Regions from separate parts of the Homo sapiens genome. Here region 2 is linked to region 1. A link is an interaction called in ENCODE POLR2A ChIA-PET data of the cell type or tissue named here. Cell type or tissue: OCI-LY7. All regions are shown on one strand. Each heading gives the region's core, and the rest is flanking DNA. Links, peaks and the distances in the headings are about the cores only.

What was found. Peaks named below come from ENCODE experiments on the same cell type or tissue, not always from the same donor. Only the 100,000 strongest peaks of a DNase experiment are listed, where the experiment ranks them.
Region 2: POLR2A ChIA-PET joins it to region 1 with 5 read pairs; 1 of 35 experiments calls an interaction of 5 or more read pairs at or near these places.

Annotation. Positions count from the first base shown.
Region 1 is chr1:23,540,672-23,548,150 of GRCh38, forward strand. All of the region lies in intron 1 of LOC124903876 (a long non-coding RNA gene), which reads left to right. Among named protein-coding and RNA genes, the nearest start is that of E2F2, 13 kb to the left of the region's middle. RefSeq lists an enhancer at 4,067-4,361. In OCI-LY7, for the core only: CTCF peaks have their summits at 4,201 (motif pointing right) and 4,410; DNase peaks (open chromatin) are centred at 4,230 and 6,186; H3K27ac peaks cover 2,651 bases.
Region 2 is chr1:23,927,566-23,935,044 of GRCh38, forward strand. It overlaps MIR378F (microRNA 378f), which reads left to right and starts at 1,505; the gene lies at 1,505-1,582. In OCI-LY7, for the core only: no CTCF peak of the experiment used is centred there; DNase peaks (open chromatin) are centred at 2,916, 3,776 and 4,086; H3K4me3 peaks cover 1,620 bases; H3K27ac peaks cover 3,012 bases.

The DNA.
Region 1 (7,479 bases), core at 2,330-6,329:
GCCACCCCCACCACCAGGTCCCTCCGATCTTCAGACCCTTCACACATGGGCCTTAGGTTTTTTTTTTTTTTTTTTTTTTTTTTTGAGACAGGCTCTCACCCTCTCACCCTGGCTGAAGTGCAGTGGCACAGTCTCTGCTTATTGCAACCTCTGCCTCCCAGGCTCAAGCGATTCTCCTGCCTCAGCCTCCCAAGTAGCTGGGATTACAGGCACGCACCACTACTGCCCAGCTAATTTTATATTCTTAGTAGAGACGAGTTTTTACCATGTTGGCCAGGCTGGTCTCGAACTCCTGACCTCAAATGATCCACCTGCCTTGGCCTCTCAAAGTGCTAGGATTACAGGTGTGAGCCACTGCACCCGGCCCCCTTACGTTCTAATCCAACACACTCTTCCTAACTCCCCTCTGACCTCTCAGCTCTCTCTATTGCCCATGCTGTTCTCCCTGCTTCACATGTCTCTCTCCATCTCTTCCACCAGAAAAAACTGTTCTGCTCTCAGATAGAAGTTTCTTCCTTCTTTTCTTTCTTAAACCAGATAAATAAATCATTGAGAATGCTGTGTACCCCCATATCCCCCACGTGATCTTAAACAGCACTCAATTTTAAAAGGGTGCATTTTTAACTCCTCAGGCTAAGAGAACAGAAACCTGGGACAAAATTAGGAATCCAGCTCACATGCCTGTAATCCTAGCACTTTGGGAGGCCAAGGCGGGCGGATCACGAGGTCAGGAGATGGAGACCATCCTGGCTAACATGGTGAAACCCCGTCTCTACTAAAATTACAAAAAATTAGCTGGGCGTGGTAGCGGGCGCATGTAGTCCCAACTACTCAGGAGGCTGAGGCAGGAGAATGGCGTGAACCCGGGAGGCGGAGCTTGCAGTGAGCCGAGATCGTGCCACTGCACTCCAGCCTGGGCGACAGAGCGAGACTCTGTCTCAAAAAAAAAAAAAAAAAAATGAAGCCAGCTCAATTGCTAACATTGAAAAATGACTCAGAACTCTTTTTTTTTTTTGAGATGGAGTCTCACTCTGCAGCCCAGGCTGGAGTGCAGTGGCGCAATCCCAGCTCGATGCAAGCTCTGCCTCCCGGGTTCACGCCATTCTCCTGCCTCAGCCTCCCGAGTAGCTGGGACTACAGGTGCCTGCCACCACGCCTGGCTAATTTTTTTTTTTTGTATTTTTTAGTAGTGACGGGGTTTCACCGTGTTAGCCAGGCTGGTCTCGAACTCCTGACCTCAAATGATCCACCCGCCTCGGCCTCCTGAAGTGCTGGGATTACAGGCGTGAGCCACCGTGCCCGGCCAGAACTTTTTTTTTTTTTTTTTTTTGAGACAGGGTCTCGCTCTGTCCCCCAGGCTGGAATGCAGTGGAGTGATCTTGGCTCACTGCAACCTCCACCTGCTGGGTTCAAGCAATTCTCGTGCTTCAGCCTCCCGAGTAGCTGGGACTACAGGCATCCACCGCCACGCCCAGCTAATTTTTGTGGTTTTTTTTTTTTCTTTCTTTTTAGTAGAAACAGGGTTTCACCATGTTGGCCAGGCTGGTCTTGAACTCCTGACCTTAAGTGATCCACCTGCCTCAACCTCCCAACATGCTGAGATTACAGGCGTGAGCCACCACACCCAGCCCAGATCTCTTTTGAAATAAGCAAGACATTCAGTTTTGAAATCGAGGTGGTTTTGGTGTTGGCCACAGTTGGGGTGGTGGTAGATTATGCCAGCCATCTTTTGGAAGCTGACCCTGAGCCCTGCACCCCACCTCTTGTTAGGAATCTCAATCTATCATTGTTTTTGTTTGTATGTTTGTTTGAGGCGGAGTCTTGCTCTGTCACCCAGGCTTGAGTTCAGTGGCGCGATCTCAGCTCACTGCAAGCTCCGCCTCCCAGGTTCACGCCATTCTCCTGCCTCAGCCTCCCGAGTAGCTGGAACTACAGGTGCCCGCCACCATGCCCAGCTAATTTTTTGTATTTTTAGTAGAGACGGGGTTTCACCGTGTTAGCCAGGATGGTCTCGATCTCCTGACTCGTGATCTGCCCGCCTCAGCCTCCCAAAGTGCTGGGATTACAGGCGTGAGACACCGCGCCCGGCCCGTTTGTTTGTTTTTGTAGAGAAGGGGTTTCACCATGTTGCCCAGACTGGTCTTGAACTGGAATCAAGTGATCTGCCTTGGCCTCCCAAGGCGCTGGGATCACAGGGGTGAGCAACCACACCGGCCCTCTATAATCGTTTTGCAATTGTAATTACAGTTGTTTTAATGTTCTTCCTCCCCACCCCACCCCCAGATTTAAGCTTCTCCTTGTCTTTTTAATTTTCACACCCCAATATCCAGCATAGTACCCACTGCAGAGTACAAGCACAAGAATTGCTTATTGAACTAAACTCAACAAAAGGTTTGTTTGTTTGTTTTGAGATGGAGTCTTGCTCTGTCGCCCACTGGAATGCAGTGGCCCAATCTTGGCTCACTGCAACCTCCGCCTCCCACAGGTTCAAGTGATTCTCCTGCTGCAGCCTCCCGAGTAGCTGGGATTACAGTCACGCACCACCACACCTGGCTAATTTTGTATTTTTAGTAGAGATGGGGTTTCTCCATGTTGGTCAGGCTGGTCTCAAACTCCCAATCTCAGGTGATCTGCCCACCTCGGCCTCCCAAAGTGCTGGGATTACAGGCATGAGCCACTGCGCCTGGCTAATTTGTATTTTTAGTAGAGACAGTTTCACCACATTGGCCAGGCTGGTCTCCAACTCCTGACCTCAGGTGATCCGCCTGCCTCGGCCTTCCAAAGTGCTGGGATTACAGGCGTGAGCCATGCGGCCTGGCCAATGAAAGGTTTTTTGGAATAGGTGCAAGATCACTCACAATCCCCTTCCAAGAGACTTTCCAAGAAAGTCTCTGGCCACTGTCAGAGTCCCTCTGTAACTCTGCTTGGGGGGAAATGGTGAGTTGGGGGCCTTATGAGGCCAAAGAGGTAGTCACAGGAGCCAGAATTCTCACGTACCTCCTCCAGGCTCATGAAGAGAGGCACAACTCACTTTTTTCCTCCCACTCCCTCCCCTCCATCTCTCCCTATTCTCTCTCTTTCCTTTATTTCTCTTTTTTTAGAGATAAGAGTCTTGCTATGTTGCCCAGGCTGGTCTTGAACTCCTATATTCAAGCAATCCTCCCACCTCAGCCTCCCAAAATGCTGGGATTACAAGAGTGAGCCACCATACCTAGCCTATAATTCACTTTCTAACCCACCTCCCCGCCCACTGCTCTCCCCCACGCCCTGCCCTATACACTGCCCCACCCCTGTGATTATTCCTCCCCAAACAAGCAGATCAAAAGTGATGCTAAGAAGTCGGGCACAGTGGCTCACTCCTATAATCCCTGCACTTTGAGAGGCCAAGGCGGGAGGATGGCTTGAGTCCAGGAGTTCAAGGCCAGTCTAGGCTACCTGGCGAGACTCTGTCTTTACAAAAATATTTAAAAATTAGCTGGGCGTAGTGGTATATGCCTGTAGTCACAGCTCCTCAAGAGGCTGAGACTGGAGGATCTCTTGAGCCCAGGAGGTCATGGCTGCAATGAGCTGTGATTGTGTCACTGCATTCCAGCCTGGATGACAGAGGGAAACCCTGTCTAAAAAAAAAAAAAAAAAAGCTAATAGTTGCAAAGCAAGCACATTCATGCCCGATCTGCTTAATTATCACAACAGCCCTATGAGGAAGCCACCATTAGCCCCACAGAACAGATGAAGGAACTGAGCCCAGGAGTAGTTCGATGATTATGCCTGAAGGACAGCTTGTGTGTCAGGGCCCTGAATTTTATTTACTATGTGTGGGTCACCTTTCTGAAGGCTCATAAACTTCCACGCATATGATCCTCATATCATCCCCATGAGATGTGTAATATCATCACCCCCATTTTATAGATGAAGAAACTGAGACTCTGAGCATTTACGTAACTTACCCAAGGCCACAGGGCTGGTGACAGTAGAGGTGGTTTTGAGCCAGGGCTGTCCAGGTACACCCTCTCAACCACTTTGTCATCCTTCCTCTGGATATTCTCTGGACACCTTGGCTTTAGCATGTGCAAGTAGGACGACACCCCCCTCACCAAGAGGTAGTAAGGATTAGATCTAATATGTGTGTGTATCTGGATCACAGTAAATACCCAGGAAAAGAGGTCATCATTTTTGTTCCTCTCTGACAATTGCAGCAACTGGCCGCCAGAGGGGAGTCATGCACTGAAGACCTAAGCCCTTCCCAGGTGACTGGTTGACCATTCAACGGTTAAGAATTGTGCTGGGCCCTTTTATCTCTGTGCCCAAATGTGGGATCAAGGACAGATCTCACCAGTACGGAACTACAAGGATCTTTTGACTCTTGCAAAAGAAATACAGCTTAGGCCTTAAAACCCATCTAAGGCCCCTTTACCAACACCAATTCTAGGACTGGGAGGGTGGGGGAGATCCCTGTGGAGGGAGGCCCAGCTGTGTCCCATTTGGTGGTGGCAGTGCTGGGGGAGCAGCAATTATCAGTAATTCCTCTCCTGCTGGAGGCTGGGCTCCTGGAGCCACAGCTGCAAGGTGGGAGGTGGCAAGGAGGATTTTGGAATTGTCTCCCTAAGGGGTTTCCATGGTTACAGATGGATACAGGCAGCCCACTAGGCTGGGTCCTTTCTCCATATTGTCTCCTGGGGAGACAATGGGCTTTGGGGATGGGGCGGCATGCCACGCAGATCATTTCTAGAGCAGGGACCATGAGTGCCTGCTCTGTGAACCCCTGGACCCCAGCTGCTGGGACAGAGGGAGTTGGGCACAGGGATCAGCCTTGGTAACCGACTGCTTGCTTTGGGGTACAACACTACTGCTACAGCAACTCAAGAGAGGCTGTCCGCTGAGCCACTCAAGCAAATCTGAGGCTCCAAAACAGCCAAACTGCAGAGGCCTCCAGGTATTTAAAAAGCATGCATTTTGGAGTCAGATAGTCATGTCATGATTCTGTCCCTTGCTAGCTGTGTGACTTGGGCAAGTTATTTTACCTTCCTGAGTCCCCGTGTCCTTATCGCGAAAGTGGGACAACACCCACTTTATAAAATTGGTGTGAGGAAGCAATAAGCACAAAGCCTAGTGCCAAGAAAATGCTCAGAGAGTTCCTAAGCTCAGGTGGGTTGATGGGGTCCTGGGATGTGGGACTGGCTCTGTACCCACTCTGTGGCCTTAGACAAGGCCCTTCTTATTTCTGGGTCTCAGCTGCTCCATCTATGACTTGGAGACTTTGAAAGGCTTATAAAGGATGAAAGCTACTCAGGAGGCTGAGGTGGGAGGATCCCTTGAGTCCTGGATCCAAGACCCGCTTGGGCAACATAGTGAGACCCGCCCTGCCTCGAAAGAAAAGGAAGTACCTGGCCAGGCGCGGTGGCTCATGTCTGTAATCCCAGCACTTTGGGAGACCGAGGTGGGCAGATCACGAGGTCAAGAGTTTGAGACTAGCCTGGCCAATGTGGTGAAACCCTAACTAAAAATACAAAAAACATTACCGGGCATGGCCAGGCGTGGTGGCTCACACCTGTAATCCCAGCACCTTGGGAGGCCAAGGCAGGCAGATCACAAGGTCAGGAGATCGAGACCATCCTGGCTAACACGGTGAAATCCCGTCTGTACTAAAAATACAAAAAAAAATAGCCAGGCGTGGTGGCAGGTGCCTGTAGTCCCAGCTACTCGGGAGGCTGAGGCAGGAGAATGGTGTGAACCCGGGAGGCAGAGCTTGCAGTGAGTTGAGATTCCGCCACTACACTCCAGCCTAGGCAACAGAGAGAGACTCCGTTTAAAAAATAAATAAATAAATTTCCTGGGCGTGGTGGCGGGTGCCTATAGTCCCAGCTACTCCGGATGCTGAGGCAGGAGAATTGCTTGAACCTGGGAGGTAGAGGTTGGAGTGAGCTGAGATCACGCCACTGCAGTCTAGCCTGGTGACAGAGCAAGACTCTGTCTCAAAAAAAAAAAAAAAGAAAAGAAAAGTACTTGGCCGAGCACAGTGGCTCATACCTGTAATCCAAGCACTGTAGGAGGCTGAGGCAGGAGGATCACAAGGTCAGGAGCTCAAGACCAGCCTGGGTAACACAGCAAGACCTCCCAATCTCTACACATTTTTTTTTTTAAAGTAGCTGGGTATGGTGGTGTGCACCTGCAGTCTCAGACTTAGGAGGCTGAGGTGGGAGGATCTCTTGAGCCCAGGGGTTTGAAGCTACAGTAAGCTATGACTGCACCACTGCACTCCAGCCTGGGTGACAGATTGAGACCCTGTCTCAGAAAGAAAAGAGGGGAGGGAACGGGAGGTGAGGGGAGAAAAGAAAAGTGCGAGCTTGGGAAAACAGAAATCAAAACACTAACACAACAACCCCATCTTCCAGGACTTAAATCCAGTTGGAATATGCAACATGTGATCACAGGGGCATGTGGTATTTGTGTAAGTAGACTCTGTGCTGTGGCAATTAAGGGAGATTTTTCTGAGGGAGGCAGGACTTAAGTTAGGCCTTCGAGAGTCTCAGAATCAGGAAAATATTCCAGAAAAATCTCCCACGCTATGCCAAGGAGAAACAGAATCCCAGAAGGGCGAAGGGACTCAGTTCTCTGCCACTCAGTTTCAAATCCTTCCTAGTCACTGCCTTTTCCCCAAGGAAGGGTGTGTGTACGTGGGGAGGAAAGGAAGGAGTAAGCAAAAACCATTGTCATTTATGTCCAATTTATGGGACACCTTTACATGAGTCAAGTTAATCATTAGCCCCATTTTATAGATAAGTAAACTAAGGATTGCTCTAATTTTTATCCAACTGATTTGGCGAAACAACGTACATGGCCCAAGAATAAACTTTGTCTCCAGTATGGAATACAAAACTTCCCCAAGGGAAATGTAAAACAATTCCTTCATGTTTAAATCATCAGCAGAGAAAATCAAATCGTTTACATGTCTATTACTTGTCCTTCTATTAAGAGGCACTTAGCACAGAGCCTCGAACATGGTAAGTGTTAAGTAAATGAAAGTTGTTGTCACTGTCACTGCTATTATTAAATGTATTACTACATATTCAATGCTGGGGATACAGAGGTCAATAAAACTCTCTCCCTGTAGTCCCAGCTACTCTGGAGGCTGACATGAGAGGATCGACTGAGCCCTGTTGGTGGAGGTTGCAGTGAGCCGAGATGGTGTCACTGCACTACAGCCTGGATGACAGAGAGAGACCCTGTCTTAAAAATAATGATAATAATAATAAAAATAACTCCCTTCTGTCTTTGAGAAATTCAGCCTAGTGAGAGAAAACGGGCTGCAAAAAAAATGATCTCTTACTTCCTGGACACACATATACCATCTCGTTAAATTCTCCAAACAACCTTGTGAGGAAGGTTTTTTCTTTCTCTCATTTTAGAAATAAGGAAACTGAGGTTCAGTGGGCTTCATTGACTTGCCCAGACATTGTAAAATATGAATAAAATATGAAA
Region 2 (7,479 bases), core at 1,790-5,789, 390 kb after region 1:
GCCTTGAAGGCAGCCAGGTTATGCTGATCCTGGGAGGGCAGGCTGGTTAAGGAACGGGCATAGGCTCTGGAATGGATAGTTATGGGTTCAAATCATGGGTTCTCGACTCATTCACATGACTTTGGGCAAGTCACTGCACCATTCTGAACCTTAGCTTCCTCATGTGTTAAATACGGGGATTATGCATTTACTTCAAAGGGTTGACCTGAATATTAGATGAAATAATCTATATAAGGGGCCTGCCTTAGTGTTTGGAGAGCAACAGGTACTCAACAAATGTTGGATGAGGGAACAAATGAGTACCTGAGTGACTGCATGAATGAGTGTTCTGGCAGGAAAGGTAGACACAAAAGCATACCTGGTGGGTTGTATTTTCCAAAGATAACCTGAGAAGACGTTTGAGACCATTTCAACCAGTAGAGTATGTCAGAGTGATAATTTTTTTTTTTTTTTTTTGAGAAGGAGTCTCACTCTGTTGCCCAGGCTGGAGCGCAGTGGCGTGATCTGGGCTCACTGCAAGCTCCGCCTCCCGGGTTCACGCCATTCTCCTGCCTCAGCCTCCCGAGTAGCTGGGACTACAGACGCGCGCCACCCACGCCCGGCTAAGTTTTTTGTATTTTCAGTAGAGACGGGGTTTCACCGTGTTAGCCAGGATGGTCTTGATCTCCTGACCTCGTGATCTGCCCGCCTCGGCCTCCCAGAGTGCTGGGATTACAGGCGTGAGCCACTGCGCCTGGCCCGCTCTGAGAGTAAATGAAGGCAGAGCTATGCCCATCCAGCTCCGTTCACCATTCACCACCAGCAACCACATGAGAGACCCCAAGTCAGACCACACAGGCAATCCCTTTCTGAATTCCTGACCCTCTGAAACCTTGAAAGATGATGAAATGATTCTTGTTGCTTTAAGCCACTAAATTTTGGGGCAATTACTCTTCAATAGCAGAATTTGTACAGTGTGTTTGGGAACACAGAAGAGGGATCAATCAAAAGAAATTGAACATTCAGCTGGGCACAGTGGCTCACACCTGTAATCCCAACAGGGAGGCCAGGCAGGTGGATCACGTGAGGTCAGGAGATTGAGACCAGCCTGGCCAACATGGCGAAACCATGTCTCTACTAAAAATACAAAAATTAGCTGGGCGTGGGGTGGCGTGCACCTGTAATCCCAGCTACTCAGGAAGCTGAGGCTGGAGAATCGCTTGAACTCGAAAGACAGAGGTTGCAGTGAGCCGAGATCACGCCACTGCACACCAACCTAGGTGACACAGTGAGACTCCATCTCAAAAAAAAAAAAAAAAAGGTGTTGAACATTCAATGTAAAGAAAGAAATTACACTAATACATTGAGTAGGATACCCAATAAATTGAGTTGCTGTTGAAAATAATCCTTAGACGAAGGCTTTCACATATAGCAGCTCAAAGAAAGTCTCCATTCCATGTTATCTTAGGAAACCTCTCTGGAGCTCCACTCCTCCCACTTCCTGCTCTTCCTCCCCAGCCCCTGGGTCAGGTCCTGGACTCCCATAGTTTTCAGGCTGCTAAACAACAGAACGAGCACTGGACTTGGAGCCAGAAGTCTTGGGCTCAAGCCCTGCCCTTACTGCTTACTAGCTGAATAATTCTGGGCAAATCAGTTGGACCAGTTACACCTCAGCCTTCTCATTTAGGAAATGGAGATGTCACAACTGCTAATTCATTGAATGCTCTGTATGAACTGACCACTAAACCCTTTAAATTGACCACTTCACTTAATCTGCATAACCACCCAACAAGATAAGGAATATTATTACTATTATTATTATTATTATTATTATTATTTGAGACAGGGTCTTGCTTTGTCACCCAGCCTGGAGTACAGTGGCACGATCACTGCTCACTGCAGCCTAGACCTCCTGGGCTCAAGTGATCCTCCCACCTCAGCCTCCAAGTAGCTGGGACTACAGACGTGTGCCACCACACCCAGCTAATTTTTGTATTTTTTGTAGAGATGAGGTTTTGCCATGTTGCCCAGGCTGGTCTTGAACTCCTGGGCTCAAGTGATCCTCCCGACTTGGCCTCCCAAAGTGCTGGGATTACAGGCATGAGCCACTTGTGCTGGGCCAACAGGAAATATTATCTTCATTTTCCCAATGGGGAAACTGTCCCAGAGATGTTAAGTAACTTGCCCAGAGTTATGCATCGTCTGCACGGCAGAGCTGGGATTCAACACTAGGCTGCCTTGCTCCAGAGCTTGTGCTCTTAACACTGTGCTGTCCCCGCGGGGGTGGGTGAAACTCTCAGGACAGCTTGTGAGAGTGTAGAAAAGGGCTTCTGTAAATGAAAGGAGTGCATGTGCAGAGGGGAGGAAACTTTATTTATTTATTTGAGATAGAGTCTCACTCTGTCACCCAGGCTGGAGTGCAATGGCACGATCTCGGCTCACCGCAACCTCCACCTCCCGGGTTCAAGCGATTCTCCTGCCTCAGGCTCCTGAATAGCTGGGGTTACAGGCGTGCGCCACCACACCTGGCTAATTTTGTATTTTTAGTAGAGATGGGGTTTCTCCATGTTGGTCAAGCTGGTTCCGAACTCCCGACCTCAGGTGATCCACCTGCCTCAGCCTCCCAGAGTGCTGGGATTATAGGTGTGAGCCACTGCACCCGGCCGAAAACTTTTTCTTTTTTTTGAGATATGTTCTCACTCTGGTTGTTGCCCAGGCTGGAGTGCAGTGGCGCAACCACAGCTCACTGCAGCCTCGACCTCCCGGGCTCAAGTGATCCTCCCACCTCCCACCTCAGCCTCCCAAGTAGCTGGGACTACAGGCTTGAGCCACCATACCCTGCTTTTTTTTTTTTTTTTTTTTTTTTTTTTGTAGAGACTGTGTTTGGCACATGTTTATGGTTACTTGCAACTCCCTGATAGCATCTGGCCTGTTCTGCCTTATAGCAGACATAGTTGCTCCTATTTCTGGGTCTTCCTGTTAAAGCTCCTTAAGGGCAAGCCCCACGTCTTATTCCTCTCTGCACCCTCACAGCATCCCATCCAGTGCCAAGGACTGAGTTGGGATTCAGAAAAAAAAAATATTTGAATGGAGTGGATTCCTCTATTAAGCCGAAACACTAAGACAATTATACCTGCTCATAAAAACATAATGAGAACAAGAACCTTTAAGAACACATTCTAGGCCAGGCGCAGTGGCTCATACCCGTAATCCCAGCACTTTGGGAGGCTGAGGCAGGTGGATCACCTGAGGTCAGGAGTTCGAGACCAGCCTGGCCAACATGGTGAAACCCCATCTCTACTAAAAATACAAAATATTAGCTGGGGCTGGTGGCGGATGCCTGTAATCCCAGCTACTCAGGAGGCTGAGGCTGGGGAATCACTTGAACCTGGAAGGCGGAGGTTGCAGTGAGCTGAGGTTGCGCCACTGCACTCCAGCCTACGCAACAAGAGCGAAACTCTGTCTCAAAAAATAAAAAAAAGAACACCTCTAAAAATTCTCAGCATTCCTGAAACGTTTCTAATGCCAGCTTTCTATTCTGGGTTTTAAACCCAAACCAACATGTTCTTTCTTCAGAGTTTGCAGATGTGGTCACAAAAGAAGGGGGAAAAGAGGAGAAGAGAATCTTTATAACTCATTCAGACACTCCCTGACACGTTCCTCAGGGTAAGAAGGAGGTTGTCTCTTCACCAGTGTTAGAATCTGGCTGGGGAGGAGGTGCAGATGGAGTTATTTGAAAGCAGAACTTTCTTAGGAGAAGAGGCTCTGTGGAAACTTGTTTTCACCGAGTTCTCTCATGTGTGACGTGAATCAGAAGCTCTAGGAGATGTCTGAGAGAGATTTTTACGTTATGAGGCAGCTGCTTATGAAATTAGGTCCAGAAGCTTCCTTCGAGCCAAGCTTCTTCTTATAGAAGCTGGAGAACATAAATAGTTTCCATTGCAGCAAGAAGAAAAATTCTTCAGTATGTTTATGGGTTTGTCCTTTCTTTTCCACAGTGGGTAGCAAACTTCTATAACAAGTTGGCATTGAACTAAAATAGGATTTCTCAAATTCATTTGACTAATACTAAATTCAGCTGAGAGCGCTTATTCTTCTACTCATGAGCAGTCATCTGAGACTTTTGCAAATCATCAAGCTAAGCTCTAAATGATAACCAGCAACATTTCCCATTCATCTGAGACATGGAAGTAATTATGTGTGCATAGGCAGTGTAAGGGTTAAAAGCACAGCTTTGGAGTTGGACAGACTGGGTTTGAATCCCAGCTGGAGGGCCATGGGTAAATTGTTTAATCTCTTTAAACCTCAATTTCCTCTGTTACAAATCAGGCATAGTAATATTTCTGATTCCCAGGGCTGTTGTGAAGATTATACGAGTATATACACATATGACTTACTATATTAAGTACTCAGTAAATGTTAGCTATTGTAGCCTGGGCGCGGTGGCTCACGCCTGTAATCCCAGCACTTTGGGAGGCCAAGGTGGGCAGATCACCAGGTCAGGAGATTGAGACCATCCTGGCTAACATGGTGAAACCCCGTCTCTACTAAAAACACACACACACACACACACACACACACACACACAAATTAGCTGGGCGTGGTGGCGGGCGCCTGTAATCCCAGCTACTCAGGAGGCTGAGGCAGGAGAATGGTGTGAACCTGGGAGGCGGAGCTTGCAGTGAGCCGAGATTGCGCCACTGCACTCCATGCTGGGTGACAGAGTGAGACTCTATCTCAAAAAAAAAAAAAAAAGTTAGCTATTGTAGTAGGCAGCCCCTAAAATATCTTGCAGTAATTTCTGCCTCCCTGTATTCAAATCCTTTGGGTAATCTCCCCTCCTTGAGTGTGGGGATTAGTGATTAGCGTCTAACAAATAGCATATAGCAAAAGTGATGGCATATTAGGGACCTCGAAAAGCCAAAACAATTGAAAAAGACCAAAGTTGGAAGTCTCACACTTCCTGCTTTCAAAACTTACTACAAACTGCAGTATCAAAAACAGCGGGAACTAGCATAAAGACAGACATACAGATCAATGGAACAGAGCTGCCAAGACCATTGAATGGAAAAGGATGATAACTTTTCAACAAATGGGGCTGGGAAAACTGCATGTTCACGTGCCAAAGAACGAAGTGAGGCCCTCACCTACATCATATACAAAGATTAACTTAAAAATGGGATCCCTTGAGCCCAGGAGTTCGAGGTTACAGTGAGCTATGATTGTATCGCTGCACTCCAACCTAGGCGGCAGAGTGAGACTCTGTCTCTAAAAAAATAAAAATAAAAAATTAACTCTTAAAACTGATCAAATATCTAAATGTAAGTGATAAAACCATAACGTGCAAGAAAGTATAGGACAAATGCTTCATGACAGTGGATTTGACAATCATTTCTTGGCTATGACAACCAAAAACACAGGCAACAAAAGAACAAAACAGACAAGACTTCATCAAATTTAAAAACTTTTCTAAATCAAAGGATAGTATCAACAGTTTCTCAAAAGGCAACCTAGGGAATGGGAGGACATAGTTGCAAATCATATAACTGATGAAAGATTGTCTAGGGAGAAACTCTCCTAACACTGGGTTTTTCCTCTACTCTCACACCACAATGATCAACTACACAGAAGAAAACTTCTGTGACTAAGGGAGGAGACCACCCCTCATCTTGTCTTATGCCCAATTTCTGCCTCCAATGAAAGAAGAAGTACAAACTCAAAGGCAGAAATGAAATCCACAGGCAGACAGCCCGGCGCCGAGCCCTGGGCCTGGTTAAAGATGGACCCCTGACCTAAACCAGTTATGTTATCTATAGATTACAGACATTGTATGGAAAAGCACTGTGAAAATCCCTGTCCTGCTCTGTTCCGTTCTGATTACTGGTGCATGCAGCCCCCAGTCATGTACCCCCTGCTTGCTCAATCCATCATGACCCTCTCATGCGGACCCCCTTAGAGTTGTAAGCCCTTAAGAGGGACAGGAATTGCTTACTTGGGGAGCTTGGTTGTTGGAGACGTGAGTCTGGCCGAAGCTCCCGGCCGAATAAAGCCCTTCCTTCTTTAACTCAGTGTCTGAGGGGTTTTGTCTGCGGCTTGTCCTGCTACATAACCAAACGTGTGTGCATCTCTCCCTACCACCAACCAGCAGACACCAGCCAGGTGGCCTCCAATTCAGGTCTGACACTATCTACCCAGAGACAGTGCCAGATCCCACAGGTTGAGGGTTCAGTCCCCAAGACTGCTCCCTCCTTCTCCACTCTCCCAGTCACAAGTCTGGGCCTCCAGAACTTCTGACCGACTGGCTTCAAGCTGGGGTTCCCCCAGCCTCCTCTTTGGATTCGATTAATTTGCTAGAGTGGCTCACAGAACTCAGAGAAACACTTACATTTACTGGTTTACTAAGAAAGCTATGTTAAAGGAAACAGATAACCAGCCAGATGAGGGGATACATAGGGTGAGGTCTGGAAGGGGCCCAAGCGCAGGAGCTTCTGGCCCTGTGGAGTTGGGGTGCGCCACCCTCCCAGCACCTGGACCAGTTTTTCTTCCCCTTCCTGCTGGCTTCCACGTGTTCAGCTATCTGGAAGCTCTCTTGACCTAGTCAATCTTGGGTTTTTATGGAAGCTTCATGATATTAGCATTCTTTCCCACAGGGTATAGAGTGGGACCCTCTCATCGGAGAGTCTTAAGACTCCAAGTCCTGCCTTGGGGCAGATGAAAGGAGGCAGCGGAAGGTCAGAGACCTGCCCCTGAGGCCTAATGCATCCAACATTATAACAAAAGACTCTAGCCTTCATAAACAATTGTTGGTGTTCGCAATGGGAAAGATATAATGGGAATGGACAAGGGAGCTTTTTAAAATACATTTATTTATTTATTTTTTGAGATGGAGTCTTGCTCTGTCACCCAGGCTGGAGTGCATTGGTGCAATCTCGGCTCACTGCAACCTCTGCCTCCTGGGTTCAAGTGATTCTCCTGCCTCAGTCTCCCGAGGACCTGGGATTACCGGCACCCATCACTGCACCCAGGTAATTTTTGTATTTTTAATAGAGACAGAGTTTTGCTATGTTGGCCAGGCTGGTCTCGAACTGCTGACCTCAGGTGATCCGCCTACTTTGGCCTCCCAAAGTGCTGGGATTACAGGCATGAGCCACTGCACCTGACCTGTTCTATCAGTCTTAAGATCTGTTTTAATGTTAATGCTGGTCAGCTGTGTCTGAATTCCAAAAGGGAGGAGGGAATAACGAGGCATGTCCAACTCCCCCTTCCCATCATGGCCTGAACTAATTTTTCAGGTTAACTTTGGAATGCTCTTGGTTGAGAGGAGGATCCATTCAGATGGTTGGGGGACTTACAATTTTATTTTTCATTTGCAAAATATACCAATTTTCATAATCCCATTGAAACTACCTTTGCCCTCTCCCTCTCCCTCCCCCTCCCCCTCCCCCTCCCCACAGTCTCCCTCTCCCTCTCTTTCCAAGGTCTCCCTCTGATGCCGAGCTG